3 separate regions of the Mus musculus genome follow, and all the other regions are linked to region 1. The links are chromatin loops, found by intact Hi-C in ENCODE. Cell type or tissue: gastrocnemius. All regions are shown on one strand. Each heading gives the region's core, and the rest is flanking DNA. Links, peaks and the distances in the headings are about the cores only. Region 1 overlaps Pcyt1a (phosphate cytidylyltransferase 1, choline, alpha isoform). Region 2 overlaps Ubxn7 (UBX domain protein 7). Region 3 overlaps Ubxn7 (UBX domain protein 7).

The links. Hi-C counts contacts between places; a loop is a spot of excess contacts. Peaks named below come from ENCODE experiments on the same cell type or tissue, not always from the same donor. Only the 100,000 strongest peaks of a DNase experiment are listed, where the experiment ranks them.
Region 2: it touches region 1 in a loop (5-fold over the local background); 11 of 42 quality-filtered maps call a loop at or near these places.
Region 3: it touches region 1 in a loop (2.3-fold over the local background); 11 of 42 quality-filtered maps call a loop at or near these places.

The regions. Positions count from the first base shown.
Region 1 is chr16:32,452,799-32,462,964 of GRCm38, forward strand. Pcyt1a (phosphate cytidylyltransferase 1, choline, alpha isoform) reads left to right here. Exons shown (of 9, transcript NM_009981.4): 3 at 2,414-2,513; 4 at 9,203-9,319. Among named protein-coding and RNA genes, the nearest start is that of Pcyt1a, 27 kb to the left of the region's middle. In gastrocnemius, for the core only: CTCF peaks have their summits at 5,427 (motif pointing left), 7,141 (motif pointing left) and 7,928 (motif pointing left); a DNase peak (open chromatin) is centred at 5,400; H3K4me3 peaks cover 488 bases; H3K27ac peaks cover 2,146 bases.
Region 2 is chr16:32,365,966-32,376,131 of GRCm38, forward strand. It overlaps Ubxn7 (UBX domain protein 7), which reads left to right. Exons shown (of 11, transcript NM_177633.4): 4 at 1,379-1,444; 5 at 3,350-3,462; 6 at 6,429-6,575; 7 at 9,262-9,352; 8 at 9,932-10,059. Among named protein-coding and RNA genes, the nearest start is that of Tm4sf19, 29 kb to the right of the region's middle. In gastrocnemius, for the core only: a CTCF peak has its summit at 5,558 (motif pointing right); a DNase peak (open chromatin) is centred at 5,581.
Region 3 is chr16:32,380,925-32,391,090 of GRCm38, forward strand. Ubxn7 (UBX domain protein 7) reads left to right here. Exons shown (of 11, transcript NM_177633.4): 9 at 338-731; 10 at 842-921; 11 at 3,850-10,166. The coding sequence ends at 4,011. Among named protein-coding and RNA genes, the nearest start is that of Tm4sf19, 14 kb to the right of the region's middle. In gastrocnemius, for the core only: no CTCF peak of the experiment used is centred there; a DNase peak (open chromatin) is centred at 6,105; H3K27ac peaks cover 1,407 bases.

The DNA.
Region 1 (10,166 bases), core at 958-8,957:
TTAGTAGCCACCAAAGCTGTGTTCAGTCCCACCACACCAGTACTTCTGTACTGGGCAGGCAGGCATCTCTGAGTTCAAGGCCAGCCTGGTTTACATCAGAGTGGAGGCCAGCAAACACTACAAGTAGGACACTGTATCCAAAAAGCAACCCAAAAAGTAGTGCATTGTTAATTTCTGAAAGTTTCTCAGTGAATTCAGACTAAAGAGACTGTGGCTGAAGCTCAGCTGTCCGTCTGGAGTAAGGACAACTAATAACCCCAACGCTGTAGTCGCTGTGCTGGGGAGCAGAGCCGAGGCTTTCAGTCTGTTCGGAGAAAAGAGCTTTGAGAAGATTGAAATTCCTTGGTCCTTAGAACTGGAGAATTTCATGACTTTAAATTACTTTGCTTCATAGATTTCTGTAAAATGTTTACATGGGTTCACTGACCTGCTATGCCATCTCCTGGGTATACGCCAGCTGATTAGCCTTGGCCAATGCAATGGCCCTGACCCCTCACCCAGCACGCTGACTGACCCTAGAGGGAAGAGCATCTGCCTGTTTGCTATCGCCACTGTACACCTGTACTTTCAACTCCTTTTGAGCTCTGTAGCAAAAGCAAACCAAACTGTTCTTCTCTTGGAACAGCTACATTGAACTGTAACTGATATATCACGTAACTGTCTCACAGCCCCGCAAGTTAGTCGTTTTCCGTATAATCATAGATTGTTTTTTTAGTCACCATCCCATAACCAACTTTAGAGTATATTTACCACCACAGAAGCCTTGTATTTACTAGCAAATCAATCATTTCTGCTCAGCTTTTGGAAACCACTAATGTTTCTGTCTCTTTGGTGTTGCTTTGTGCAGACATTATATAAAAATGGAAACATACATTATGTGGCTGGCCTTTTTCACTGAATATGTTTTCAGGATTAACTCATGTTGTGGTATATGGCACTGCTTAATTTCTCATTGCTAAATAACACTTGTATCTTGTACAAGTGGAATGCCACATTTATTTCTGCACTTACATGTTGATGTTTGAGTTGAGCAAACAGTATTATATTGCATAGTTATAATATGCTATCATGGCAGTAGACACTAGAACAGTGGTTTTCAATCTTCAAACTGAGCAGAAATGCTGCAACTCTTTAATACAGTTCCTCATGTTGTGGTGACCCTCAACCATACAATTTTCATTGCTACTTCATATATGTAATTTTGCTATTGATGTGAGTTATAATGTAAATATCTGACATGTAGGATGTCTGGTATACATTCCCCAAAGGTGTCAAGACCCATGGGTTGAAAACCACTGCCTCAGCCTTGTTTAAAAAAAATTAGGCAAAAAACCTACAACTCACATCAAATGTAATGTGAAGATTCACGACTCCCCTGCTACAAGACTAGGAATGAGGCTAGGATATTTATCTTCTCCCTTCTGCTCAGTGTTGTACTAGACATTCTAATGGCAATATGGTGTGCTAAAAAGAAACAAACCATCCAGATTGAAGAGAGCTGGATTAAATTGTACTTGTTCACAGATGACAGTATTTCATGTACAGAGAATCCTAAGGCATCAACAAAACATGACAACCACTAACACTAATAGGTGAAGCCAAGCATGGTGGCACACACCTGTAATCCCAGCTCTTAGGAGGTAGAGACAAAGGATCAGGAGTCCAGAGACCCTTTCTCAAACAAAACAAACCTAGAGGTTGAGTTATGCAGTTACAGGACCAAGGAAATATACAGAAGTCCATTGTAGTCATCAGTTACATCTCTGTATACTAAGAACAAACAACCGAAGTGCTTTTTTAAAAAGTTCCATTCATTATAGTATCCAATAGAAATAAAAATTTAGGAATAAATTAAACAAAACCTCCCAAGTGAAGCCATGTACAGAGAGGCAAGCTCGCCCACATTCTGGTTTCAGCTTTGCTTCTTAGCACATATGGTTCTCATAACTTCCCTGCCCCTTGCTTCCTCTGTAAATGGATGCACACTGTGGTAGTCCTTGCTTCCTAGGGAGCACTGGAACATAATCACAGCAGACATTAAGCAGCCAGGGTTCCACTGAGGAGCTGCTCGCCTTCCCGCTCTCTAGTTGAGGAGTGCAGAGGTTTTGTCACAGGGTCCAAGGTTTGCTGTTCCACCATGCTGTGGGGAGCCATCTTTCCAGAGCACTGCTTGCTTCCCAGTCAGACTGCTCGGTTTAACCCTGAAATGGCCAGAAAGGTGTTCCTTCTTCACCGCACAGTTAACTCAGTCTGAAGAAGGCTGCAACGTTCACTCTTCACTTTAGAATACTTTCCTTTCCTTCTCAGTGTTATGAAGTTTTAGTCACACGATTGAATAACTGACTGTCCTTTAAAGGTATATCGAGTACTTCAGTGAACACCATTGAATTTAACTTAATTTTTTCTTGTTCAGGGTTTACGGCAGCCAGCTCCTTTTTCTGATGAAATTGAAGTTGACTTTAGTAAGCCCTATGTCAGGGTGACTATGGAAGAAGCCTGCAGGGGAACTCCGTGTAAGTAACTGCTTAACTGTTTTATTTGCTGTAGTGTTCAGCATGCTAGTCTGCCTCAGTGCTCTGCTGGAGGGGTGACTTCTTCACTCTATAAAACTCTACATTGTTTTCCTTGTTATGCATTTGTTTCGTGGGTTGTTGGCTTAGTGGTCATGAAACAGAAAAACAAATAAAAAATATCACAACTATTAGCCTGATGGCTGAGAATGTCGCTCATTGGTAGGTTGCCTGCCTAGTGTGTTCAAGGACCTGGGTTTGATCCCCGGGGTGGCAGAAAAGACAAGACAAGAATCTTGCTAGCTCTAGCTGAATTATGACTTGTTTGCTTATTTGGTTTTTTGTGAGGCAGAGAAATCAAACCTAGAGCCTGTATTTCTTGCCCTGTGATTATGTCTGTTTTTACAAATATCCAAATAATTAATATACTGTCATATACTTTTCCTAGCCTCAGCATTTTTTCCACAATTCTTTCTCATGGTGTCAGTCAACTACAATTACACCTGTAATCTCAGCTTGGAAGTAGAGGCAGGAGGATCATTTCAAATCATCTTTGGCTATCACAAAGCAAATTTGAGGCCAGACTGAAGTTGAGACACTGTCTCAAAAAGCCACCCAACCTCACAGAAAAAAATAACTTATCCATTGTCTTAATTAGGGTTTTACTGCTGTGAACAGACACCATGACCAAGACAAGTCTTATAAAGGACAACATTTAAGTGGGGCTGGCTTACAGGTTCAGAGGTTCAGTCTATCATCAAGGTAGGAGCAGGGCAGCATCTAGGCAGGCATGGTGCAGGCAGAGCTGAGAGTTCTACATCTTCATCTGAAGGCTGGCTTCCAGGCAGCCTAGGACAAAGGGTATTAAAGCCCACACCCACAGTGACACACCTACTCCAAAATGCCACACCTCCTAATAGTGCTACTCCCTGGCCCAAGCATATACAAACATCACACCCATTGACTCCAGTTTCAGGGACTTGACACCCTTTTTGGCCTCTGTGGGCAGTGCATGCACAAGATATACAGACACAGCTGGGTGTGGTGGTGCACATTTTAAATTCCAGCACTCAGGAGGTAGAGGCAAACATATCTCTAAAATCAAGTACAGCCTGGTCTACAAGAGTGAGTTCCAGGAAAGCCAGGGCTAAATAGTGAGACCCTGTCTTGAAAAAAAACTAAAACCAACCAATCAACCAACCAACCAACCAAACAAACAAACAAAAAACCGGAAAGACATATATGCAGGTAAAACACAAAAAACAAACAAATAAAAGGAACAAAATAGACTACCTACCCACACAAATGAAACATCTCATAAGCATTTGTGGTAAATGCTAAGTCATATAAGCAGTCAGGCAGCTATTCCTTCTTTTTTATAAATCTCCCATTCTTTCTTTACTTTTTTCTAATCTTTTTCCTGTTCTGATTACCATGATAAGTATGCTATCTATTCTACCAATATAGGGCTGAACTTAACTCCAGGCAAGCACAAAGAGTAAGAGGTCATTACAACCACAATACAGTCTCGCACATATGCAATGAGTTTATGAATTTTACCTCTCATCCTTGTTCCTGGTTGGCCTGGAACTCTGTAGACCTGACCAGGCTGACCTGGAACTCAAAGAGCCACCTGCCTCTGTTCCTTGACCCCTGTGCCAGCCTTGGGATTAAAGGTGATTGTAGTTTGGTTTGGTTTGTTTTTGACAGTGTCTCTCTGTGTTGCCTTGTAACCCACAGAGATCTGCCTCCCAAGTACTGGGATTAAAAGTTGTGCACTGTGATTACTTCTTAATTGTGTTTATGGTTTTTTTTCTAAGTAATGAATAGTAAAGTGTGACTGGAAATGGTGCTAGACAATGTCATTCTGGCTAGGGGATCCCAGGACCCATTGGCTGTATTTATTATTATAATACCTAGAGTCCTAAAACAACAACAAATACTAGCCCCTGAGATTATTCTTTTTATGCAAAAAGTATTTAGCCGGGCGTGGTGGCTCACGCCTTTAATCCCAGCACTCGGGAGGCGGAGGCAGGCGGATTTCTGAGTTCGAGGCCAGCCTGGTCTAAAAAGTGAGTTCCAGGACAGCCAGGACTGTACAGAGAAACCCTGTCTCGAAAACCCAAAAAAAAAAAAAAAAAAAAAAAAAGTATCTAGATATGACTCATCTTATACTACCTTTCTAATTCATGAAGCGAATTTAATTAATTTGTTATTTAATGGGACAGGTTTTCACTATGTAGCCTCTTAAATTTTTAAAAAATTACATTTCTCTACTTATTTTGTGTGTATGTCTATGTGTGCATGTTGAGATGAGGGACAACTTTCAGAAGTTGGTTCTCTCCTTCTACCGTATGTCTTGGGAACTGAACTCAAGTTGGTAGGCTTGGTGGCAAGTACCTTTATCCACCGAGTCATTTCACTGGCCTGGAGGTCAAATTTCAAAATGCCAACGGACAGTTCATGTTTCACATTCAACCATGGGATAAAATCTGATGAGTCAGGAACTTTTTATGTATAGCATAACGACACACGTTCAGAATACCTTACTCAGATCTCTGCACAGTTACCCAGAGTGTTGTTAGATTATCCACATATCATCTTGGTAATTTCAAAAACTGAAAATATGTGTGGTGGTAGGCTGAGGGTGTGACGCTGAGGAAGAGCACAGGCTTAGCTCTCCTCAGACTGTGGGTTCAGTGTGTAGTGACTGATTGACAGAATATCTCAGTAGACAGTGAATTGAAACTGGGTTTTGCCTGGCTGGGGAAGGCATCTGCTTGCTTAGCAAGAGTAATGCAGCCACCTTATTTATAACCAGAGAGTGACTGGCAGTTGCTCTCAACAAGATGAGACAGTTGCCAATCAGGGTGTGGCTTATTGGTGCTTGCTTCTCCGGAGACTTTTGCAACAGTGACCCCTTCTGACCATTTGGCTAAAATGGTCATGCGTATTGCTCCCCTCAGAGCCTGGAGGTGAGGCCTTCCTCAGGATACTGCTGCGGTGGAGCACTTGGAAGGGGCACTGCAGAAGTGTAGGTGCGTGTTGCTTGGGAAAGGTCAGCTGTGTTTTATTGTGCTGGCAAATAGTCTTCCTGAGTAACATTCCGCTTTTCCCTCCCTAGACAGTGATTACTCGGCCAGACCACCCCTTGCTTTGCTGTGGCTATTCTACAATATGTTCGTAGCTTTTACCGTCTAGTCTGCCTTTTAGGATCAAGTAAAAGGGTGTCATAGCCCCTCAAGCCTTGCTTCAGAAAACCCAGTGTTAGTTTCTTCATGAATTCTTGGATTAAAAGTAGATAAAAAAAACAACTCATGGTTTTTGTTGTTGTTGTTTTGTTTTCGAGACACGGTTTCCTCTGTGTAACCTGGGCTGTCCTGGAACTTACTCTATAAACCCAGGCTAACCTTAAACTCAAGAGATCCTCCTGCCTTTGCAGGAGTACTGGGATTAAAGCCATGAGCTACCACTGCTCAGCTGATTCTCAACTCACGTTTTATTTTATTTTGTCCTGTAGGTAAATAAACCAAGTTTAAAAAGGAAGGAAGCTGGTTGACAACTTGAGCTAACCTTTACGTTATAGGACAATAGTAAATAAACATCAATAGGACAATGCCATAGCTCCATGGTAAAGCAGGTGCAGGGATCCCTGGGTTTTTAATTCTTAGTATCAAAAGAAAACCACAGCAGGTGGCAGCAGCACAAACCTTTAATCTCAGCACTCCGGAGGCAGAGGCTTGGAGGATCTCGCTGAGTTCGAGGCCAGCCTGATCTACAGAGTAAGTTCCAGGCCAGCCTGATCTACAGAGTAAGTTCCAGGACAGCCAGAGCTACACAGAGAAACCCTATCTCAAAGGAAGGAAGAAACACACTTATTATTTTCTATTATATTGTCCTGTTTTACTTAATTCTAATGTTTGGGCCAGCAAGATTGATTCATAGGTAAAGGAGCTTGCCGCCAAGCCCATCAGCCTGAGTTCAGTCCCCAGACCCCACACAGTGGCTCCCACAAGTGTCCTCTGTTCTCTATGTGTCTCCATGGTGTGCTTGCATATGCTTGCTCTCTGTCTCTTTCTTTTATACCCATACACACATACTAGATAAAAGCAAAAATTTCAGTAAGAATGTATTTCCTGTATTATAACCTGATGTGGCACCCACAGCACTGAAAGAACGCAGATTGAGAAGTCTTCCTCTCAGCCTGTCTCCCCGCCATCACGTCTCTCTTAACAGCAACCAGGACGATCAGCTTCTTGTGTCTGTCCAAGTACCTAGCTTATGGCTCCTGCACCATGTCATGGGCTCAGTTTTCCAGTAAAGTGTTGTCTCCACACCTTTGCTATTGCAAACAACGCCACAGTGAGAGTATGTCTGAAAGACCGTGTCCTGGAGTGACAGTGGCTGGCTCGAAGGAGCCAAGCATTTGCCATTTGTCTTTGATAAAGGTTGCTGAATTATGTTCCTATCAGCAATGTATGATTTCTCAGTTTAAATATTACATGTTTATGGATAGAGCTATTTTAAAAATCTAAACCTCTGGGCTGGCGAGATGGCTCAGCAGGTAAGAGCACTGACTGCTCTTCAATAATGAGATCTGATGCCCTCTTCTGGTGTATTTCAAGCCAGCTACAGTGTACCTGTACTATACATAGTATAATAATAAATAAATCTTTGGGCCTGAGCGAGCGGGCCGACTGGAGTGAGCAGGGTTGACTGGAGCAAGCAGAGGTCCTAAAAATTCAATTCCCAAGAACCACATGAAGGCTGACAACCATCTGTACAGCTACAGTGTACTCGCATACATTAAATAAATAAATCTTTAAAAAATTCCAAACCTCTTTTTAAAAAAAAGATTTATTTATTTTTATTTATTTGAGTACACTATAGCTGTCTTCAGACACACACCAGAAGAATGTATCAGATCCCATTACAGAGGGTTGTGAGCCACCATGTGGTTGTTGGGAATTGAACACAGGACCTCTGGAAGAGAAGTCAGTGCTCTTAACCACTGAGCCATCTCTCCAGCCCAAATCCAAACCTCTTGACAACCATTTTCCTTTTCCCTGATCCACAGCCCTTAAGAGGCTTTTTTGATTTGTTTTGTTTTAGTGCTGTGTTTTTGAGACAGATTTTCTCTTTGTAGCCTTTGCTGTCTTCAAACTCAAAGAAATCTGCCTGCCTCTGCCTTCTTAGTGTAGGATTAAAGGCATGCGCAACCACCACCAGGCAAGAGGTTTTATTTGGCAGTAATCATGCCCTGGATAAACCTCACTGGCTGAGATACTGCTGTGCAAAGCTTACAGCCCCCGGGACAAGGGGAGAAGTATGTCTCCAGGCTTCAGTTCTGTCAATCAGACGGGACTCTGGTCCTTCTTTCCTTAAGAGGTGGCCATGTTCCTACTGCTGCCCTCTGCTGCCACCGTGAAATAAGTTCCTCTTTTAGTGTCCTTAGGCTCCTGGACTTGCTCATTTGAAACACAATGAGCAATATGTTTATTTGACCCTGGAATTGGTCTCATGCACTTGCAGATGATTTCCTGGCTTTTCTTTTCATAGGCCACTACAGTTATTACAAATAACTCAACAGACAGTTCTTTTTTATCCTAATTAATGGGAAAAGGAAAAGATCTGCTTGTCTCGGCCTTCCAAGCACTGGTATTAAATACATGCTTTACCATGCCTAGCTAGGATTTATTTTCAAAGCAAAGTGTTACTTATTAGTAATCAAGGCAAACTGAAAATGAGAATGTTAGCAGTCAGAGCGGAGTTTTACATTCTGTTTAAACAAACCTGAAATGTCGTAAATTACAGGGAGAGGGTTAGGGAGCTGAAGAGATGGTGTAGTGGTTAAAAGACCCCAGTTCAGGTCCCAGCACCTATGGTGGGCAGTTCCCAGTCGCCTAGGAGTCTGGCTCCAGGCAGTTGGATGCCTCTGGGATAGGTACTTGCATTTACATGCACACACCTCCTCCATACATATATTAAAAGTTCATCTTTTCTTAAGGCAAGGATTTTGAAGTTCAGGATATGTATTCATTGACTAAATATTTAATATATCTTAGGTGGCATTAAAGAAAAACTACTCAGTCCATATAAAAACATGGACCGCAATCTAAATTCTAGATATCAGAGATAGAAGTCGCCACCTTTACTAAGGGAATAATACCTTAGTCTTTGGGCCTTCTTGTGTTTGGTTCAGGCAATCCTCTGTACAGTTGGACTATAAAACAATTAGTAAAATGGCTCATGTTTATGTTTTATATTTAATAGAAGTAGGCACTGAACTTAGGGCCTTATTCAAAGCCTCTACACTATATATACATATGAGATGTATATTGAAATATATATATGTATATATACACATGTACATATGCATATGTGTATTTATATCTCAGTAGGGTTATATACCAGACTCTTTTTACTTTTATTTTGAGACAGGCTCTTATTACGTTGTCCAGACTGGCTTTGACTTGATCTGTAGTTCAAGCTGGCCTTGAATTTGGTAATCTTACTGCCTCTGCTTCCAAACTGGCTGAGGTTACATGGCTGTGTCACCATGCCTGGTCCTAGAGAACATCTAACAAGAGAGGCTCTGTTAGAATGAAAGTCACACAGTGCTATTTGAGTTTGTCAGGTGTGAGGCACTGAGTAAATATGTTTTTGTAATGAGTTTTTTTGTTTGGATTTAGGTGAGCGGCCTGTGAGAGTTTATGCGGATGGAATATTTGACTTGTTTCACTCTGGTCATGCCCGGGCTCTGATGCAAGCAAAGAACCTTTTCCCTAATACGTATCTAATTGTGGGAGGTAAGAAACCTAATACGTATCTAATTGTGGGAGGTAAGAAACCATCCATCGGCTTTAAGGGTCGTCCAGAAAAAGAGTAATTTCCCTCCTGTTTGTGTGTTTGGCCCGGGTCTCCTTTACTAAAGGAATGAAGTTTCTGTCTTAGATTCAGTCTGTGTAGGACAGGCTCACTGAAGTCCTAGATGATCTCGCTGTTCGCAGCTGAGGGTCTACAGTTGTATACCGTAGCTGCATTCATCCAGTTGTCTACTTAAAAACACTGCGTCTGGACTTTGCTGCATCAATTTTGAATCAACAAAAGAAAATTCTGTCAAGCAAATGCTATATGGTCAATTCCAATCTTATAAAATGAAAATAGGAAAGAAAACATTAAAATTTTTATTTTATGTATATGGGTGGGTTTTTGTTTGTTGGTTGGTCTTCATGTGTGTTTCTGTACCACATGTGCCTGGTGCCCAAGGAAACTAGAGAAGGTATCAGATCCCATGGGACTGGAGTTACAGACAGTCGGGAGCCACCATGTCGGTGCTGGGAATCAAGCTCAGGTAGTTTATAAGAGCAGCCAGCTCTTAGCTGCGGAGAGATCTCTCCAGCTCCAATACAGTTTTAAAACCCTCACTGGTGTAGAAATACAGAGCGGGCTCATTTCAAAGTCAAGATCTGAGTTCCATATTTTACCCTTTTCAAAAGTGTGAGCCTTACTATAGCAAGTGTTAATCCTGAAGGTTAGTCTTAGATTAGGAAGGACATTGTCACCCAGGCTGAGGTACATACAGAAGATCCTTCTCCATATTGGTTGAAGATGGGGTAGGCATTGTCACAGACCTAGAAAGTAGGAGACGATGGG
Region 2 (10,166 bases), core at 1,132-9,131, 87 kb before region 1:
TAGTTGTGAGCTGACCCCCTGTGGTGCTAGGACCTGAACAGGCAGCAACTGATTTGGACTGATGAGCTATCTGTCTCTCTCCCACCTGATTTTGTATTTTTAATTGTTTTGCTTTTAGGGCTAGAGAGATGGTTCAGTGGTTTGGAGCACTGACTGCTCTTCCAGAGGTCCTGAGTTCAGTTCCCATTAACCGTATGGTGGCTCACAACCATCTGTAATGGGGTCTGATGCCCTCTTCTAGTGTGTCTGAAGAGAGCAACAGTGTACTCATATATAAAATAAATCTTTTTAAAAAATTGTTTTGCTTTTAACTTAGTGAGTCTAAGAGAAAAGTAATTATCCTAAGTAATGAAATGCATACTTTGTAGAAAAAGATGCTTTGATATGGGGTAAGAGACTTTTGGACTCTTTGCCTTCTAATCATTATTAATGTGAGACATTGGTTTGGTTACATGCTGGCCAGACTTACCATATATAAGTCAGTTTAAACTGTTACAGTGAATTAGTTATTTAAAATCTCCATTTTCTGTTGGCCATAGTGGTGCCGGCTTTTATATCCCAACACTCAGATAGATTGATCTGGCGACCAGCCTAGTCTACATTGTGACTTACAGGGCAGCCAGAGCAATGTAGAGAGAAGGGTCCCTGTCTCAAAAAGCAAAACAGCAGCAGCAAAGTCTCCATTTTCTATGTTGTACATGAGTCATTTGTTACTTGTCTTTTAAAGTTTGAGAACATTTTTCTAATGGAAGATGACATTTTAATAAAGTCATTTTAAATCTTATGTTAAAAAGTATGATTAGCCCCTAGAACTAAACTGAATTAAAACAAAAAAACTTTTGGGGGGGTCCTGGTCTTTCTTAACCTAGTTCTAATTTTCTTATTAATATGATAAGATGATTGTTCATAACTTGACTTTTTGTTTATTTTGAAAACAGAACATGTGCTTTACCCACTGAGCTTTGCTTTTTGTTTTGTTTTGTTTTTTGAAACAGGTTTTCTCTGTGTAGTGCTGGCTGTCCTAGAAATTCATTTTTTGTTTTGTTTGTTTGTTTTGAGGGGCGGCACTATTAAGAATATAGAAGCTTTAAAATACACTGAGGACTGGAGATATGGCTCAGTAGCTAAGAGTACTGACTACTTTTTGAAAAGACACAGGTTCAATTCCCAGAACCCCTGTGGTAGCTCATAACCATCTGTAACTCCAGTTTTAGGACATCTGACATCCTCTTCTGGTCACATAGTTCACAGCTTACATGTAGGGAAATACTCAAACACATAAAACAGTACAGAATGAGAAATGCTTATAGAAGGGATATCTTTAGAATTTTCAAAATTAATGTTTTAATTTTTAATCAGTTCTGTTTTTTTCCTACAGCTCCTAAAAGGAGAAGGCCAGCACGTTCAATATTTGATGGTTTCCGAGATTTTCAAACTGAAACTAGTAGGTATTTGTGAGCCAGTCTCTCAGCTCTCTCTTCCCCTTCCTTTTTGTTAAAAAGAAAAAAAGATGATTAGTATTATTTCTAAATACTTTGTGGTTCACCATGTTTAAAAAGTGAAATTTGAGACATCTAGATTTTGGGTAAAGATTACTGGCTACCAAGCCTGAGTTTTGACCCCAGGACCCACATGGTGACAAGAGAGAACTGACTCCTGCCAATAGTACTTGACTCCACATAAATACCCTGACATCCATGTACTTACACACACTGCCCTAGTTATGAGTATTATCGCTAAAATGAAACATCATGACCAACAGCAAGTTGGGGAGGAAAGGGTTTATTTGTGTTATAGTTTCATAATCTATGATTGAAGGAAGTCAGTAAAGGAACTCAAATCAGGGAAGGAACCTGAGGCAGGAGTGGATGCAGAGACAGACTATAGTGGGATGGGAAGGATGCTGCTTAACTGCTTTCTTAATAGAACTCAGGACCATCAGCACAGGATGGCACCACCTACAATGGGCTGGACCCTCCCTCCCATCAACCACTAATTAAGAAAATACCCTACAGCTGTGGTTTAGCCTATGGGTTACAACCTCCTTTCAGGGAGTCTCAGATATCCAGCATATCAGATATTTGCATTATGATTCACAACAGTAGCAAAATTACATTTGTGAAATAGCCATGAAAACAGTTTATGGTTTGGGGTTACTGAAGTATGAGGATCTGTATTAAAGGGTTGCAGCATTAGGAAGGTTGAGAGTTACTGATGTACATTTTAGCAATTGAGGCTCCTCTCTGATGAGTAGTTTGTCAAATCGACATAAAACCAGTTAGCACAGCTCATACCTTTCTGTGGAATATGTAGAAGTATCTTGGCTCATACTTGTTAAAGAATTCTAAAGAAAGGTCAATGTATGTTTATTTGTTCAGGATGGTGTACAGGCCATGATGTGCATTTTGTCCTCTAACTGGAGGACAGCTTATTGGAGTTGGTCTTTCCTACCTGGGGATCAAATTGGCACCATCAATTTTGGTAGCAAGTGCCCAGACTTACTGAGCCATCATCTAGTGTCTAAGGACAGTTACTTTATATATGAGAAATGTGTGGACTGTGTTTGGCTTTGTAACTTAGAGTGAGCTGGTCAGGGCACAGATAGGTCCTGTAACTTTAGGAATGGTTGAAAGTGATTGCTTAAGTTGTCAAAGGAATCTATGCTCTTTCTTCTAGTACATGGTACCAGCAGTGTCCATAGCCTCTACTGAGAGTCTTTAAAACTAGGAGCTAGACACAGAGGATGAGTTAGGATAACTCTGAGAGTTAGAGCAATGGTTCTGAAATTTTTCTTCTTTTGCTTATGAATATGTGAAAAAATTTGAGTTGATGTGCTATTAGGGACCAAATCTAAGCAAACACTCTACCACTCCGGTGAATCCTCATCTCATAGTGAATTCGTATTTGTTTTTAATGATGCTGGGGACTAAACACAGGGAGGGTCTCATGTATACTAGATAGGTACTATTAGCTAGATCCCCAACTAGCTTTTCTTCTTATTGTGAGGTAGTCTCTCAGTAAGTTGGGTGGAGGTTGGTCTTGAACCTTTGATTTTTCTTGTGTTAGCCTCCCAGGTAGCTTTGATTGTAAGCCTGGCCCAATATGACTATTTGTAACTAATTTAATTTTCTCTTTTTATCCTTTGGCCTAGAGAACAACCTTTAAATCCTGATTTTATTTTTTTTAACTCCTCTTTGCATTTTTTTTCCAGTCATCGTTAGCTTTTTGTATTTGAGGCCACGCATGCTGTTCAGTATTCTTCAGTCAATAGAAGATCTTTGGTTTATTATGTAACTTAGCACTTACATTTTATGGTTAATTAAAACTTCTCCATCTTTCTGTGTTGCAGTTAGGCAGGAACAGGAATTAAGAAATGGAGGAGCAATAGATAAGAAACTAACCACCCTTGCAGATCTATTTCGGCCCCCAATCGACTTGATGCACAAGGGCAGCTTTGAAACAGTAAGTTGTTAAGAGATTCTGTGTTATAACTATGAATCGTTTTTACCATTTCAGTGTCTTATTTGTTTTATTTTTGAGACAGTGTCTTATCATGGGGCCTGGACATATTGTATAGATTAGGCTGGTCAAAAAATCAGAGATTGGCCTGTCTCTGTGTCCTCTATTTAACTTGTGTCTTTGTTTGTTTTGGTTTTGGTTTTTCGAGACAGGGTTTCTCTATGTATTCCTGACTGTCTTGGAACTCACTCTGTAGACCAGGCTGGCCTTGGACTCAGAAATCTACCTGCCTCTGCCTCCCAAGTGCTGGGATTAAAGGCATGCGCCACCACTGCCCGGCACCTTGTGTCTTATTTTCTAGGAGAAAAAAAAATCATTTATATAAAAAATTGGTATCTTAACTATTTCTGCATAATATACTTAAGGGTTACACTGACTTCTATTTCAACTGGCAATAAATGAAGAATGGATTATGTATGAAATTATGAAGAAGGAAAAAGAATTTGTACTAGTTTTGCTGTCATGCCTGACATTATAAAAGTTTGGTCTCAGTGTGGCAGTGCATTAAATTTGTGCATATTTGCTATTTGTTGTTTCAGACCTGTAATGGGAATGTTGGAAGTACATGTATGTGTATCTAATTGCAGAATACATTCTCCCCTGGTCTTCCTGGCTTTAGCTTTCCTAAAGGCAGAGGAAAACTTCCTGGGACTTGTAACTGTTAGGGGTTTTCTGTGTCCTCCACCTCTGAATAAAGACAGGAAGACTTATATTTATTAATTATTAATGCTTAAGGTTTTTGTGTAGGCCTCTTTCCAACTAGCTGTTATAACTTAAATTAACCCATATATGTTAATCTGTGTTCTGCCACATGGCTCATTAGTTACCTGTCTTTTAGTCCCTGTGTGCTTCTTCCTCTGTGTCTGACTCCCATAGTTCCTGTCTGCTGGAAGTCCCACCTATTCTCTCCTTCTTTGCTATAGGCTATCAGCATTTTATTAAACCAATCAGAGGATGATATAGGGGGTATTTATAAAATATGATGTAGCCAGAAATTAGCATTTGTATAATAAAAAACAGTCTTTATACAGTACACAAAAAGATAACCCCAAAAAGGGCAGGTGTAGTTGATTGTATCACCATAGTGAGAATATCTGTCATCAAGAAAACAACAAGGGCTAGAGATATGGCTTAGCAATTAAGATTATTTGTTGCTCTTGCAGAAGACCCAGGTTCAGTTCCCAGCACCCACATGGTGGCTTTTAACTGCAGTCCCAAGGGATATGATGCTTCCTTCTGGTCCCCAAAGCCAGGAGGCACGTACATATATACACTCAAACATATAAATCTTTAAAAACAAACAAACTTGATAAAAATTAAAACTATTATACCTTCAATATATTTGACATTTCTAGGGAAGGTTTGTTGAGGGGGAAGACTATTGCAGAAAATGGGCAGCACAGTTTCATAGGTGGGGCACAAGCAGCTAGCTAGAAGCCAAGATTCTTAGATTCTCTTCTCTGCTTTATGTACTAACTGAAGTTTCTAAAGGGGCAGAGTCATTAGACTATCGTGCATGTTATTGGCTGGGAGGGGGTGTGTGACGACTTCTTAGGTTAGCTTAATGGTAAAAGTTGGTGGTTCAACAATAGCTATCTGTATACTAGAGAAACAGAACACAGCAGCTGCTCAATCCAAGAAGCTATGTCTCAGCTATTCCACTCTGGTGCTGAAGGCTTACTAGGGAGCTGGAGTCTAATGATCCAATGACCACATGTGTACATGGAGAAAGAAATGGGCTTATGGACATATATACACTTCTTCCTCCAATTCCCATCCATCTAGTGGCTGGTGCTGGCTAACTTCAGAGTGGGCCTTTTTTTCCTACTCATGTGCCACAGATCTGTGCTTTCTGAAGTACAGCAAAGAGACAGGAACGTTTCACCAGTCCTGTATTTCTCCTAAACCAGTCAAGTTGACAGCCACCACAAGAATTAAACGTGTAAAATCGTACTGTATAATACCAAAAATTCTAGATATCATTTTAAAAGTTGTATTATTTACTTGCATATGTGTGTATAAATAAACATGCAATAGAAGTTGCCCCGGGGGCCAGCAGAGGGCATCAGATTTCCTTGAGCTGTGAGCTATTGGACATAGGTTGTAGGAACCAAATTCCATTTCTCCATGAGAGCATCAACTACTTTTTAACTTCTAGACTGCAGCCCAGCCTCTAGATATTTTTAAAACTATCCTTACTAATCATTGATAATTTCTTTTGGGGGAGACAGCAGGATGTGAGACAAGGTTTCTCTTTGTAGCCCTGGAACTCAGTATGTATTACATGTCTCTGCCTACACAGTGCGTTTAAGGTGTGTACCCTCTTAGAATTTGTTACAATATATTTTTATCATATTTATCCCCTATTTCTCTAACACACAGATTCACACTCAACCTGGGCATTCCTCTTAACTTTTGTAGCCCCTGTCTCTGCCTTGTCAACAACCATCAAGTCCAGTATGTGCTATTCTTACCCTGATGGTCCAGAGGACATCCACTGGAGCATGGTCACTCTACCAGGGATGATAGAATTGGTTCTCCCTGCCCCAGCAGCCATCATCTGTCAGTAGCTCCTCAGTTGGGGACTCATATCTTTTCCTTCATACCCCAGGCTAGAATGTTGTCCTGTCATGGTCCGGAAGATAAATGTTGTAGTCTGGTCCTCTCCAATGTCTGGCTCTTAAAACTTTAACTCTCTCTTTCATGATGGTCCCTAAGCCTAGCGCTAGGAGGGACAGTACTCTAGATGTCCCATGTGTGCCTGAGCACGCCACTGATGCTTGTCTCCTCACTTTGGCCAATTGTGAATTTATGTATTAACCACTGTGCTCTGCACAGAGAACTGATGAGTCCTCAGTGTCATTTTTAAAAGTGTGCTAAGTGTCTATATGGAAATTTTACTCTTACAGGCCAAAGAGTGTGGCCAGATGCAGAATAAGTGGCTGATGATAAACATTCAAAATGTACAAGACTTTGCATGCCAGTGCCTCAACCGTGATGTATGGAGCAATGAAGCTGTGAAGAATATTATCCGGGAACATTTCATTTTCTGGCAGGTGAGAACAACAGTTAATTAAAGCTTTCTTAGTATTTGTTTTTATAGTATAGGATGTTGTAGAGGCAGAATGGGGCTATAAACTGGAAAAAGTGAGTTCAATCATACTTCAGGAGCACCTTGACAAGACTATCTACAGCTCCACAGCTCAGTAGAAACATAGTTTAAGCCACACAGTTGACATTTCTCTAGAAGTACCATCTGAAAAAAATTCAAGGGAAAAGGGAAATTAACTTTAATCATATGTTTTAAGTCAATGTATGATAGAACATTAACATTTTAGTGGCATTATGTTTCTGTTTAACTGTGTGTGTTAAATTCTCAAAGTAAGGTATGTATTTCATGCTTATAGCACATGCCACCTTAAATTAGACTATTTTATCTATTTAATAGCTATATAAGGCCACTGGCTGTGTGTAAAAGATCTTAGGGCGCTCGGGAAATATTAAGATATGTTTTCTAGCCTGTGTTTTTTACTCTTTTACTGTTTGTTCTTAACATAGTATTCCTAAGTATTCCAGCTATAATAGCTTTTTGTATAAATTATCTAGTTAAAACAGGTAGCCTACCTGTCATAGTTTGGGTTTTATTCTATGATGAGACACCATAACCAAGGCCACTCTTATAAAGGCAAACTTTTTTTTTGTTTTTGTTTTGTTTTGGAGACAGGGTTTCTCTGTGTAGCCCTGGCTGTCCTGGAACTCACTCTGTAGACCAGGCTGACCTTGAACTCAGAAATCTGCCTGCCTCTGCCTCCCAAGTGCTGGGATTAAAGGTGGGTACCACCACTGCCCCAAAGGCAAACATTTAATTGGGACTGGCTTACAGTTTCAAAGGTTCAGTCTATTATCATCATGGCGGGAAGCATGGCAGTGTGCAGGCAGACGTGGTGCTGCAGAGGAGCTGAGAGTTCTATATCCTGATCTTCAGCCAGAAGACGCCCCTCCACCCCCTACCCCCCACCCCTGTACTGTGTGGAGCCTGAGCACTAGGAGACCTCAAAACCTGCCTACACAATGAACACCTAACAGTGCCACTTCCCATGGGCCCAGCATATTCAAACCACCACTCTACCACTAATTTCCCTTTTGTTTCATTCTGTTTAGTTGGTTGGTTTTTGGAGAGGCTCGCTACTTTGGATTCAGCCTGGGGCCACCTACAAGCAAATCTTCATCCTCCTTAGTTTATTTATCATTTATTTATTTTTAGGTTTTTGGGACAGTGTTTCTTTGTATCCCTGGCTGTCCTGTCCACTTGTCCCAGCTCCTTTTTTAGTGTTTGAAACCACCACAAATAAGGACTACATAATCTTCTGATGTCAGCCATCTGAGTAGTTGGGGGTTATACCCTAGGCAGATCCAGTTTCAATTTCCTTTTCTTTTCTTTTCTTTTTTTTTTTTAAATAATTTATTTATTATATGTAAGTACACTGTAGCTATCTTCTGACACACACACCAGAAGGGGGCATCAGATCTCATTACAGATGGTTGTGCTCTTAACCACTGAGCCATCTCTCCAGCCCCAGTTTCAATATCTAGGTTTTGGTTTTTTTTTTTTTTTTTTTGGGTTTTGGAGACAGGGTTTCTCTGTATAGCCCTGGCTGTCCTGGAACTCACTTAGTAGACCAGGCTGGCCTCGAACTCAGAAATCTGCCTGCCTCTGCCTTCCAAGTGCTGGGATTAAAGGCGTGTGCCACCATGCCCGGCAATATCTAGTTTTTAAAAAGTTACTGGCCGACAGTGATCTGATCTACAGAGTGAGTTCCAGGACAGCCAGGGCTACACAGAGAAACCCTGTCTCGAAAAAACAAACAAACAAAAAAGTTACTGAAGGGGGGGAGGGTATGGGGGAGTTTTGGAATAGCACTGGAAATGTAAATAAAATATCAAATAAAAAATGAAAAAAAAAGTTACTGAAAACAACTAAGTAAACTTATCTAAGATGTACTACTAGTGCCATTCATTTACCCGCTTGTGTTTTACATCTGGTAAATTCAGTGGGATTTTGTTTTTATTATAAATTTGTGTATGTATTATATGTCTCAATGTGTGGTGTGGTGGTTTGAGGACAACTTTTGGAAATTAGTTTTCTCCTTCCACTGTAGGTTGTCAGGCTTGTGCTGCAAGCACTTGTATCTGATGAGTCAGGCCTTTGCTAGCTTCCAGGATTGTTTCTAATGTCAGAGTTCCTTTTATTTTAGTCGAATAGTGACTGAACATCTCTGCCTAATAAAATGTTGGGTTCTCAAGCTTATAATCTTAATATATATGACTTACTAGAATACAAATACAGTGCTAGACATTGTGGCACACTTGGGAGGCAGAGACAGGGATCTCTGTGAGTTCAAGGACAGCCTGGTTACATAGTGAGCTCCAGGACAGCTAGAGCTGTATAGGGAGACTCTGTCTCAGAAAAAACAAAAAATTCACAGATGGACTAACACATGAAAAGGAAGTTACTACTAGTACCTCTTCTGAGCTGAGAAAGGAGGCATGGGTTGGTGTTTATGATGTTCTCAAAAGGGGGCAAGAGTAAGGTGTGAAATCTGAACCTCATTACTTCTGCTTAAGGGGGTAAGAACTTAACATGTTTGTCAAGGCTTGTTTGAAGAATCCATTGCTCTTAATAGATAACAAGATTGTGGTCTTTTTTTAAGACGCTTTTTAAAAATGTTATTGGCTTAACAGGTTTATCACGACAGTGAGGAAGGTCAGAGATACATACAGTTTTATAAGCTAGGGGATTTCCCCTATGTTTCCATCTTAGATCCACGGACAGGTAAGTTACAGCAAATTATAGCCTTTATTTTTCACAACTGATTAATTTTTGACTGGATCTGGTTTCAGCAATGTGATAGTTAAGAGAAGTCTTGTTGTGTAAACAACTTTGGATGTGTTTATTTAGGGAATCTGGTTCTGGAAACTTGGGGGTAACAACATTTTGTATTTGTACATTTTATTCTTTCAAAGAAAAACTGATATAATCAATCACCTTTATTGGGTCTCCTTAGGTTTTCTATTATTAAATTGATGAGATTGTTTTAGGTACTTGTCGTATTCCTCTAGAGAACTAGAGGGTGAGCTGTTTTAAATTATTGATTATATTTTATTTAGATTCTGCTATTTAGATTTTTGCTTTGTTTGAAATTCTTCCTAAATGACTACAATGCAAACAGATAGTTTATCTGAGTTTTAATTAATGTTGTCAGTAGGTTATAAAGATACTTTGTGACTTTAGTAAGAAATGGGGATATGAATTTGTAGCAGACTTTATGTATATGTCAATTATTTAATGACTGTGATTAGACAAGTTATTTTATGTTTATATATCTTGATTTTTTAATTTATTTATCTCTAGGTCAGAAGCTAGTAGAGTGGCACCAGTTGGATGTGTCTTCTTTCTTGGACCAAGTGACAGGGTTTCTGGGAGAACATGGGCAACTGGATGGACTTTCTAGCAGCCCCCCCAAAAAGTGTGCCCGATCAGTAAGTATAAGTGATGGGCAGCTAAGTATACCTGTATCTTGGCATTTTTGTAAAAGGTTTAATGTTAAAATGGTATTTATGACAAGGAGTAGAGCTGGCTTCTGGTA
Region 3 (10,166 bases), core at 1,354-9,353, 71 kb before region 1:
GATTTAGACAGGGTCTCACTGTGTAGTACAGGCTAGCCTAAAACTTCAAGCAATTTCACACCTCTGCTTCATAAATGCTGGCATTATGTGCCACCGTATCTAGCTTAATGATAGTCCTTTATTTTTGCTTTTGAAATACTCATTGCAGTTTGTCATTCTGGTACTAAGTTCTTGCCCTCACATGGTATAAGAGACAGATTCCACTTTGGCAGAAAATCATAATGGCAAGTTGGCTAGTTTGTTTTTTTATGCACTGTTTGAGTGGTTTTTTGTTTATTTGTTTGTTTTGTTTTTGTTTAACTATTCTTTCAACTTTTGTTTTGGCTGCACCTTACAGGAGAGCCTCATAGATGCTAGTGAAGACAGCCAACTGGAAGCTGCCATCAGAGCCTCCTTGCAAGAGACACATTTCGACTCGGCCCAGGCAAAACAGGATAGCCGCTCAGATGAAGAATCTGAATCGGAACTTTTTTCTGGCAGTGAGGAATTCATATCGGTTTGTGGCTCTGATGAAGAAGAGGAGGTAGAGAATCTTGCTAAGTCCAGAAAGTCTCCTCATAAAGATTTGGGGCATAGAAAAGAGGAGAACAGAAGGCCACTGACAGAGCCCCCAGCCAGAACTGAGCCTGGCACAGCCACAAACCATCAAGGATTGCCATCCATGGATTCTGAGGTCTTGGAGATGTCACCTGAAAAGTCAGATGGAATAGTGGAGGGGATAGATGTAAATGGTGGGTTATGGTATAGACCTGCTTTACCTACTAAACTCGAACGTACTGAATGACTTGCTTAATTAATCTCCCGTATTAAACACCTGTGTATGTGTATAACTCTTCTTTAGGACCAAAAGCACAGCTGATGCTGCGGTACCCAGATGGAAAAAGGGAACAGATCACTCTTCCAGAGCAAGCCAAATTACTGGTGAGTTTATCCCATTGAAACATTTGCTTAAAGCAAAGAATCTAATTGTTTGTGCTGCTAGGGGTCAAACCCATAAGCTATGCATGTTAGGCAACCCCCTGCTATACTGTATCCTTACTCCAGAAAACAGAGCCTTGACTCCTGACACAGAGAGTTTATCTGATACCTAACTGCAGACTCATCTGACAAGAGTCCTAATTTTTTTGGGTTTTGTTGTGGTCTGTTACTTGTTTTTTTTGTTTAGGTTTTGAAGCAGGGCCTTACTATGTAAGCTGGCTAACCTGTAATTCATAGCAATTTGCCTGCCTCAGCTTGATTAAGGGTGTGGAGATTTTGAGGTGAGATCTCACTTCATAGCCCATGTAGCCTGAAACTAAAGCAGTCTTTCTGCTTAGCCTCCCAAGTGCTGAAATTAAAATCATGAGCTACCATGCCCTGTCTCATTTTTAATTATTTCCTTCTAATTATTTTAGGCAAGTCACAGGCCAGCCAAAGCTTTTCAGTTTTCAGTTTTTGTTTGTGTGGAATATACTTACTTCTGGTGGTCTGGGGGTTGTTTTCAAACTTTTTCCTTGTGTGTGCGCGCGCACGTGTGTTTTGTTTTTGAGGCAGGGTTTCCTTTTGTACCCTTGGCTGCCCTGGAACTCAGTTTGTAGAAACTCAGAGATTCTCCTGCTTCTGTCTCCTGTGTGCTGGAACTAAAGCTGTGTGCCATCACACCTGGTGGATCTAGGATTTCTTAGTTGCTGTTACTAAAACATAGTTAAGAGCCAAGGTCGTTGTTCTGTGTCTCTTCTGTAATCTGTTAGGATTTTTTTCTTGTGCTTTTGACTTTATTCCATTCCTCTCATTGTTTGCCTATGAGTTTTATTTATTTCTTGATTTGTACATGACATCACCTATCATGGTGGTTTTAAGGGCCTATTTATTTAAAAATTGTTGAGCAATGATTCTTTTTAACTGCTAGAAAAGAGGAGAATTGGTCTGACTAGCATAGCTTAACCTATGGATGGTCCTCACTCGTAGCCCACTTTGGTCAGTACCTATACCTGGCTTGGTACCATGCCTGGGATTAGTCAGTCACTCTTTTCATTTCTATAACAAAATACCTGATATAAACAACTTAAGGGTTTCTTTTTGGCTCTTGGTTTCAAAGAGATTCCATTTCAGCCCTCCAGAGCAGGATAGGCATGGCAGTGTGAGAGCATGGCAGAGGCTCCTTGTCTTGTCATAGGAACTAGAGACTTGTTTGTGTGGCTGTGAGCCAGGAACAGAGAACTAGACCAGAGCTAGAGGGTTGGATAGGAACTTCAGAGGCCTGCCTTTGGTGACCTACTTCTGTCAGCCTGGCCCTACACCCTAAAAGCTCAGACCTTAGGGGAAAGGCCATTTAAATAGAACCATACAGAAGATACTTAGGCTGATTGTTGAAGACTGACAAGTAATAGTTTCTGGCTAGTGCCAGACACTAAACTACCATTGTTTGAAATGGGACAAAGGACAAATATGATATATAACTATCTTAGTTAGGGCTTTACTGCTGTGAACAGACACCATGACCAAGGAAACTCTTTTAAGGACAACATTTAATTGTGGCTGGCTTACAGGTTCATAGGTTCAGTCCATTATCAAGGCAGGAGCATGGCAGTATCCAGGCAGGTACAGGAGGAGCTGAGAGTTCTACATCTTCATTTGAAGACTGGCTTCCAAGCAGCTAAGGACAAGGGGCTTAAAGCCCATGTCCACAGTAGCATACTTCCTCCAACAAGGCCATACCTCCAAATAGTGCTATTCCCCTGGGCCAAGCATATTCAAACCTCCACAGTGCCTTTCTCCATCTTCTAGTTCTGCTAGCAAACTTTGGTATAGAAGTGTTAAATGGAATATTCCAGAACAATTCGTAACTTTTAAATTACATACTATTCTAAATAGTACAATGAAACCTCCTACCGTTACATTCCAACACCTAGGATGTGAACCATTCCTTTTATCCAGGATAACCAGACGGTATACCCGAGAGACAATAGCCATCTTAGTTTATCTAATGAAGGTTATAGTTACTGCCAGGTTTTCTGGTCAAAGTAACTTCAAGAAACTTTTAAAACTTATATATTTAAGTTAGCTCAGTGGTTAAGAGCACTGGCTCTTACAGGTCCTGAGTTCAAATCCCAGTAACCACATGGTGGCTCACAACCATCTGTAATGAGATCCGACGTCCTCGTCTGGTCTGTCTGAAGAGAACAACAGTGTAATTACATACATAAATAAGTCAATGTGAGTGTATGTTCTTGCAAGCTGTTCAGTAACTTTTAGTGATGGCCCCGAAGCTTAAGAGGATTAATGCTGACATTTTATTACAATATATTGTATGGCATTTTATTATTAGTTGTTGTCAATATATAGAGGTCTATACTATTATTAGATATCTACCAGTGATCATGGTGCATATTTTCTAGGGACAAGGGTCACTCCTAAGTAGACCATTCTTTTGAGAAGTTTAGTTGGAAAACTAGAAGACAGTAGGTAGAGGAAAGATGACTGATTGCTTATCTGACGAGAAAGCATTTATAGAGAAGGAAGTGCTGAAGAAATTGTAATAGACAGTTATGAGATCATAGTTGATTGTAGACAGAATGTAAGGACATAACTCTTCTGATGAAGGAAAAAACTGGGTGCTATATTTTATAAATGTTGCCTGGGTTTATTTATTAGGAAGACAGTAATGACTTTTTCAGTATCAATCACATTGTAATCCTAAGTTATTGGATATAGATTTGTCTTACTATCCAAAGGGTTATGTTGGCTTTCTGTAAGCTTTGATTATTTGAATTAAGTTACTTTAATATGATAAAAATAGAATACTCATAAACTAGTCGTCATGGAGTTTATTTCCAGCTAACAGTTTTGTCTTCCTCTTGTTTTTTGTAGGCGTTGGTGAAGCATGTCCAGTCTAAAGGATATCCAAATGAACGTTTTGAACTTCTCACCAACTTCCCTCGGAGGAAGCTCTCTCATCTGGACTATGACATTACCTTACAAGAGGCTGGCCTCTGTCCTCAAGAGACTGTCTTTGTACAGGAAAGAAATTAACACCATGGCCTGACCTCTCTCAGCTTACCCCTTTTTCTCTTTTCCTGTGAGATACCATGTCACTAAGTATGCATTTTGGCTCATAGGACTAACTGTAGAGCCAAAGCTGGGCAAGCAAGTCACCTGCCTTTTCTTTATCTCTTTCTGTCACGTGTAAATCAGTCTCCTTCCCCCTTATCTCTGTTTTCTTTCTTCCTCCTTTTTCTCAGTTTGTTCTTTCTTACCAGATGTGGTGACCAAATGGAAGTGTATGAATAAGAATAACATCTCTCCTAGTACTGGTAGCACGAAATGTGTGTTCTAACAAGTGCTCTTTTGCATGACACCTTTTGGGGACCTAGTGATGTTACTACTTCTAGACTCTGTTGACAAAGAATGGCTAGAATCAGAATTAAAAACAGCCCCCATTTTTGGTAGGAAAAAGAAATTCTTTTAACATGCATTTTGTTCATCATGTAGGAAGATGTCATAATAAAATGTCCAGGCTTTTGTTTATGTGGGAAAAGCATACTTTAATACTGTTGGTCATCGTACTTAAAATTTCCCTCAAGGATTCCCATCTTCTAGTTACAGGCTATTTCCATGATGTGTGTTATTGGCAGAATCAGTGCTCAGTGTATTGTGTGTAGCACAGGGTGGCTTTCAATGTCCTAGCCTGAGACAGTTTCCTTTATTATTACTCTATCAATTATATTCCTCTTTCCAGTCCTAGGATGAAACTTTAGTAAGAATATTGTGTCTGGGCTAGGAAGGTGCTTGCTGTTTTTGCCTGCACAGCAAATTAGTTCCTTTGGCTCCATTGTCTGAGTCTAATGTATTCTGTAGGAAGGCAGGTGTTCAATAATCATGTAGTGCAATGGCTTTGTAATTGTAACTGCAATTACATTAACAATTACACAGTAACACTGGTTATTGATTGTCCTATGTGCTTAAGGCATACTTAAGTATGTCCCAGCGTTGAGTGGGGTGGGGGGTGGGGACAAAAGCCTGCAGATGAGAGTTGCTAACAATGTTCTTTTGGTTAGAAATATTGATCGTTTTTTACCCCAATTGGAATAATATCTAAAATGCTTTGGGAACTAATTGACTTTAATTCCTCATGCTGTTTTATTTTTAGAAAAGATCAAAACTGAAAGTCTCTAAGAGGAAGACCTTCAAATTTGGTTCATACGACAACAGTTATTAAGAGAGATTTCTAGTAATCTTCAGATGTGAGGTTTTTTTTCTGCCAACAAAAGTCACATTCAAATTGTATTTGGTGAAAGCTTTTTTCAGTATTACTTAGAAGAGGCCACCTGAATCTGTATAGTCCTATTCATCAGCTTCACTGTATGCTCAGTTCTTTCCTTGAGCTTTAAGTAGAGTTCTCTAGCAGGGCAGGTAGTGATTTGGTGGGAAAACCAAAACTTGATAAACTGCTTATAAAACCATTTCTACAGAATGACCTATCTTGTCAGTTGGAGATTTTTCAGTGATCCTTGAACCTGTACACAATCTAAATTGTGATGACTCAGAAACCTTTGGATGCCTGTGTACGTGCAGATCTCTCTCGGCAACTAGGGGGTTAAAAAGATAAGCTTAAGAGACGTGCTAGTATGCAATTATAGAATGTGGTTGTTAATGGCTGGATTTTGAGGGACCTCCCTAAAGAATGAGTTATGTATCTCCACAAGGAAATCATGGAAAATTTTGTTATTTTTCAGTGAGTCCTTTTGAATTAATGTTTTTACATTTTTTTCTAAGTCTGTGTAAGTGCTTATGTATAAGTATATAATTGTATAAATATTTATAAATATATTTATATAATTACAATTTCATTTATACCTTGAGTCAAAGTTCTCTCTTTTGATTGGTGACTGAACAATACCACTTTGGTGTTTTTCATAGTGCTTGAGACTTAACCAACAGTTTGGATTTATTTAGCAAGCATGTTAATTCCTCAGTTGTATCTCTGAACTTGAGTAAAATCTGGCTGTCTGAGGAATAGAGTCTTACAGGCTTAAAAAACCAGTAGTCAAGGTCAGCAGTCTTATGCTTCAGGAGCCACAGGGTAAAACGTGAGAGAGTACCCAGCTTCGCCACTTGGGCACCATCTCCTCTGCTGGCACAGGTCCAGCTAAAGCCCAAGTCCATCAGAAATATGAAGTCAAGAATTTTCCCTTAGAGGACTCTGCTGCACCCTCTTATCCTGTTAAATTAGGTTCTCTATATACAGTAAAACCTATCTTGAGAACCTGAGGCAGGATGTTCAGAAGTGAGAGGGTGTATAGTTCTTTACGTGCTTAGCACTGGCAAATCCATTTATGAGAAACCAAAGTAAGATAAGCAAGTATATATGTGAGTTAAGAGAAGAACATGGTGTTATGCACCTATAGAGCTTAGTCAGGATGCTCAGCTGTAGGGGACTTTATTTAATTTTGACAAGGCGTATGATTATCAAGGCTGGCCCATGGGAGGAAGGGTTATGGATTATACATGAGAGAAGTAAGTGGGGATATTTCCTTGCTTGAGAATTTAATCTGCATAAGGAGTTTGCCTTAGTTCCTCTGCAAGTTATTTTGCTTTCAAGGGAGAGCTTTCACTGGACAGTCAGGTGAGGTCTGTGAGGTTAGTTAAATGTAGTGACTCCCTATATGTAGTAGAAACAGCTCAAAAGTTGTTTTTAAGTAAGGAAGAAAGGGACAAGATAGACTTGAGTGACATATAGAAGGTATGGAAACTTGTAGGGAAAGTGAAAGGAGAGCTTTGTGTACTGGGGGGAGAACAGTGCCAGGGGAAGGGAGCAGCTAGCATGTGTGGTGTGTACTCTGTGTGTGTTTCCTCCTTCAGTCTTCATACCGTCCCTACACAGTATATATGCCTTCTACTCATTTATAAATGTGGAAGAAAACTAGAATTTATACAGCGTGTTCAGTACGTCGTGCTAGTAAGGGCCAAATTAAAATTAGAGCCCAGAGTCTGTCCTTGCCTTGTGTGCTGTGTTGTTCCTTGTCAGTTGGAGTCCATGTACTCTAAGGTCACCTTATTATTATTACTCTAAGGTCATCTTACTATTATTTAGATTTATAAATTAAGGGTCTTTGTTTATTTAAAGATGGAAGTAGTATTTGGGGCCAAGATTATGGATTTGCACTACCCTATAAAAATCTTAATTATGCCATTTTAAAGAGAAGATACAATTATTTTTTCTGGTAGATTATCCACAATAGATTATTAAACAACTCTTTGCTTTTATACCAGGTTTTATCTTGTATCCAAATGTACTGTATTAGTGCACTATTGAGTAATCAAAAGTTGGAAATATTTTGAAAGCTAAGATCTTGTTTGACTATTTTTATTTAGTTAGGGAGTCATCTATATACATGAATAACAACTAGAAGGTGAATTTATCTCTTTGAGGATTAAACTGTTACTACAGTAAGAACTTAGGAGAAAGGGGTAGTGTAAGTTTAGTTAGGGGTGTCTTCATAGAAAAGAAAGACAGATGTGGCAAGCACTGTAGCTCATTCTTTGACTCCACCTCCTGTAAATACTAGATTTGAAGCATGAAGTGTATCAGTAAGGCAAGACCTTTGCCCAGGTACTAAAGGATGTTGAGCTCCAGTACTAAAAATCCCTTTAATTAGCAAGGATCTCACTTGAACACTTAAGAAAAATATCAAAGTGCTTTTGAAAATTCAGGCAAGATTTCTCTGCCTGGGTACACTGCATGGTGTTTGATACTAAGAAGAGCCTGCCTGGTGGGTCAGTGCCCCCACTGTCGGAAACAGCTTTTCTTCCTCTGAGTCTTGGTTTTTTTGTTTTTTTTGTTTTTGTTTTTGTTTTTTTTGTTTTTTTTTTTTTGAAAACTGGAATTGAACTAGATTATTAGTTCTTTGTCTTTTCAAGTCATAGGACTTTGGATGTTTGAAGTTTTGACCTGAATAGGGAGTGCTAGGGCCAACTACTAACAGAGTCAATTTCATGGAGGAAGTGTAAATGTGCACCTGGAGTCACAGCCCTACAAAGAACTATGTCCACCCCAAAGTTTTAAGCATCTAGTTATTTAATGACATCCTCAGACTAATTAAAAGTATACAAACTATACTTGCTAAGTTTTTCCCTGGATTCAAGGATCTTTTGTCCAATCTTTTACAGACCTCATTGTAATGACTGAAATCCCTCAGTACAGTAGTTACAGAACTAGTGATCTTTAAACAGCCAGTTATCTATTTTTTAAAACTTAATACTGTAAGCTTAATGAATTTTAAAAATGTCTTAAATGTAATGAATGCAGAACAGATAATGTCTCCAATACTGGAGCTGTATTTGTGTGCTTTAAGATAAGGACTGGCAGTTACAAAGCTGAATTGTGTGAGTTGTGAAGTTCAGAATTGGTTTGGGCAGATGTGACCTTTTCAAGATTTTCATCAAGTTGATATTTAAAAATAGTTCTTGTCCCATGGAATGGATCTTCATCTCACCTTTTAGAGCTCCTTCATTTATGTACTTGATAGTAAGTTTCAGAGTACAAAATTATGAGTAATGCCTTGTGTAAAACTAAAACTTGAAAAGTAATGAGGGTAGGAAGAGCCAGCCCTGTGAGGGCTCACACTTCCCCGGCAGCTTAAACCGTCAGGAGTAGGCTGCTTCTAGGCAATCACTCTGCCTCCCGAGTTACTCCCAGCCCCTGAACAGACACCTAAAGGCCCTGTGAGCAGGGAGCCAATTCCAGCGCCACTGGTTTGCCTTACAGAACATTTCGGTTCTTTACTGTGAAACTTAAGAGTCCCTAGTCCACATTAGAGTGGGGCAAAAATGTTCTTCAGAGCTCAGAATAACCAAAGAGTACCATTCTAATATATTGATTTCTTGTATAACACAGAGATTTAAATGCTTCAGTGGTGATCATTTGGATTTTAAACTCACCTTTGCGTCAGTTCTCATAATGAGACAGCTTAGAATTAAAGGTATTTGGCTTATTTAAGAACAGAGGTTATCATAGCTTTGGTCAAGTTTTGTTTGTTTTGTTTTTAGAGACAGGGTTTCTCTATGTAATAACCCTGGCTGTCCTGGGCTCGCTTTGTGGACCAGGCAGGCTGACCTCAAACTCATAGAGATCTGCCTGCCAAGTGCTGTGACTAGAGGTCTGTGCCACCACACCTGGCTGGTTAGTTTCTTTATTAAGGAACTCAGGTGGCTAGATTATTGGATATGATGAAACCTGAAGTAGAACATCAGTTTAATCCTTTATCCATTTGGGGGTGGGAGTGTCTTTTATTTTGTTTTCAAACGTTCTTACATAGTTCAGGCTAACCTCTCCTCTCTTTTTTTTTTTTTTTTCTTTGAGATAAGTTTTCTTTATCTAGTCCTGGTTGTCCTGGATCAGGCTGACCTCTTCAGTGACTGTGTAGTTAGTTGAACATAACCTTGAACCTCTGGGTCCTCCTTGGGTTAAAGTGAGCCACATGCCTGTCTCTTCTTCATTCTTTACTTAATTCCTCTAAAATTGGTCATGAAATTTAAGACACTTAGCTATGCTTTTAAAATTATATTTCTAAGCCTTAATGTATATTTCTCATTTTTATAAATTAATATAGAAGAGAATATTTTGAGGCAAACACCGTTTTTACAACTCATTTCTTCCTAAGGAGAATTCTTGTTCCAAGTAAGAGAATGGCTGGCTCTGTGATAAACCTCTAAGGTAGTTGGTTTGGTTGGTTGGTTACAGGTTGCCCTAACTAAATCTCACCATTTTCATAAACATTTTGTTTTTTAAAAACACAACTCCTGAACCAGTACTTAGTTTCAAGCACATTCATTAGCCCAGACTGGCCTGGAGCTCACTAGCCCTAGGTTGGCCTTGAGCTCTTCTGGGATTAAGCCACTACACCTGGTTTAACCTGATTAATTTTGACCATGTTTTTAATATGGCCTGTATGCCATATAATTCCAAAATAAACTTGGGTGATCCATATAAATTACTTTATTAAGCATAATGAAGAAGTTATTAAAATTTGCTTGTGGGATTGGAGAGATAGCTGTTAGCTTAGCAGGTAAGACCACTTGTTCTTGCAGAAGTCCTAGGTTTGAGTCCCAGCAACCATATAGCTGCCCACAACTGTCTATAACTCCAGTTCCAAGCAATGCAACTGTTCTGAGTCTGAGGCCACCAG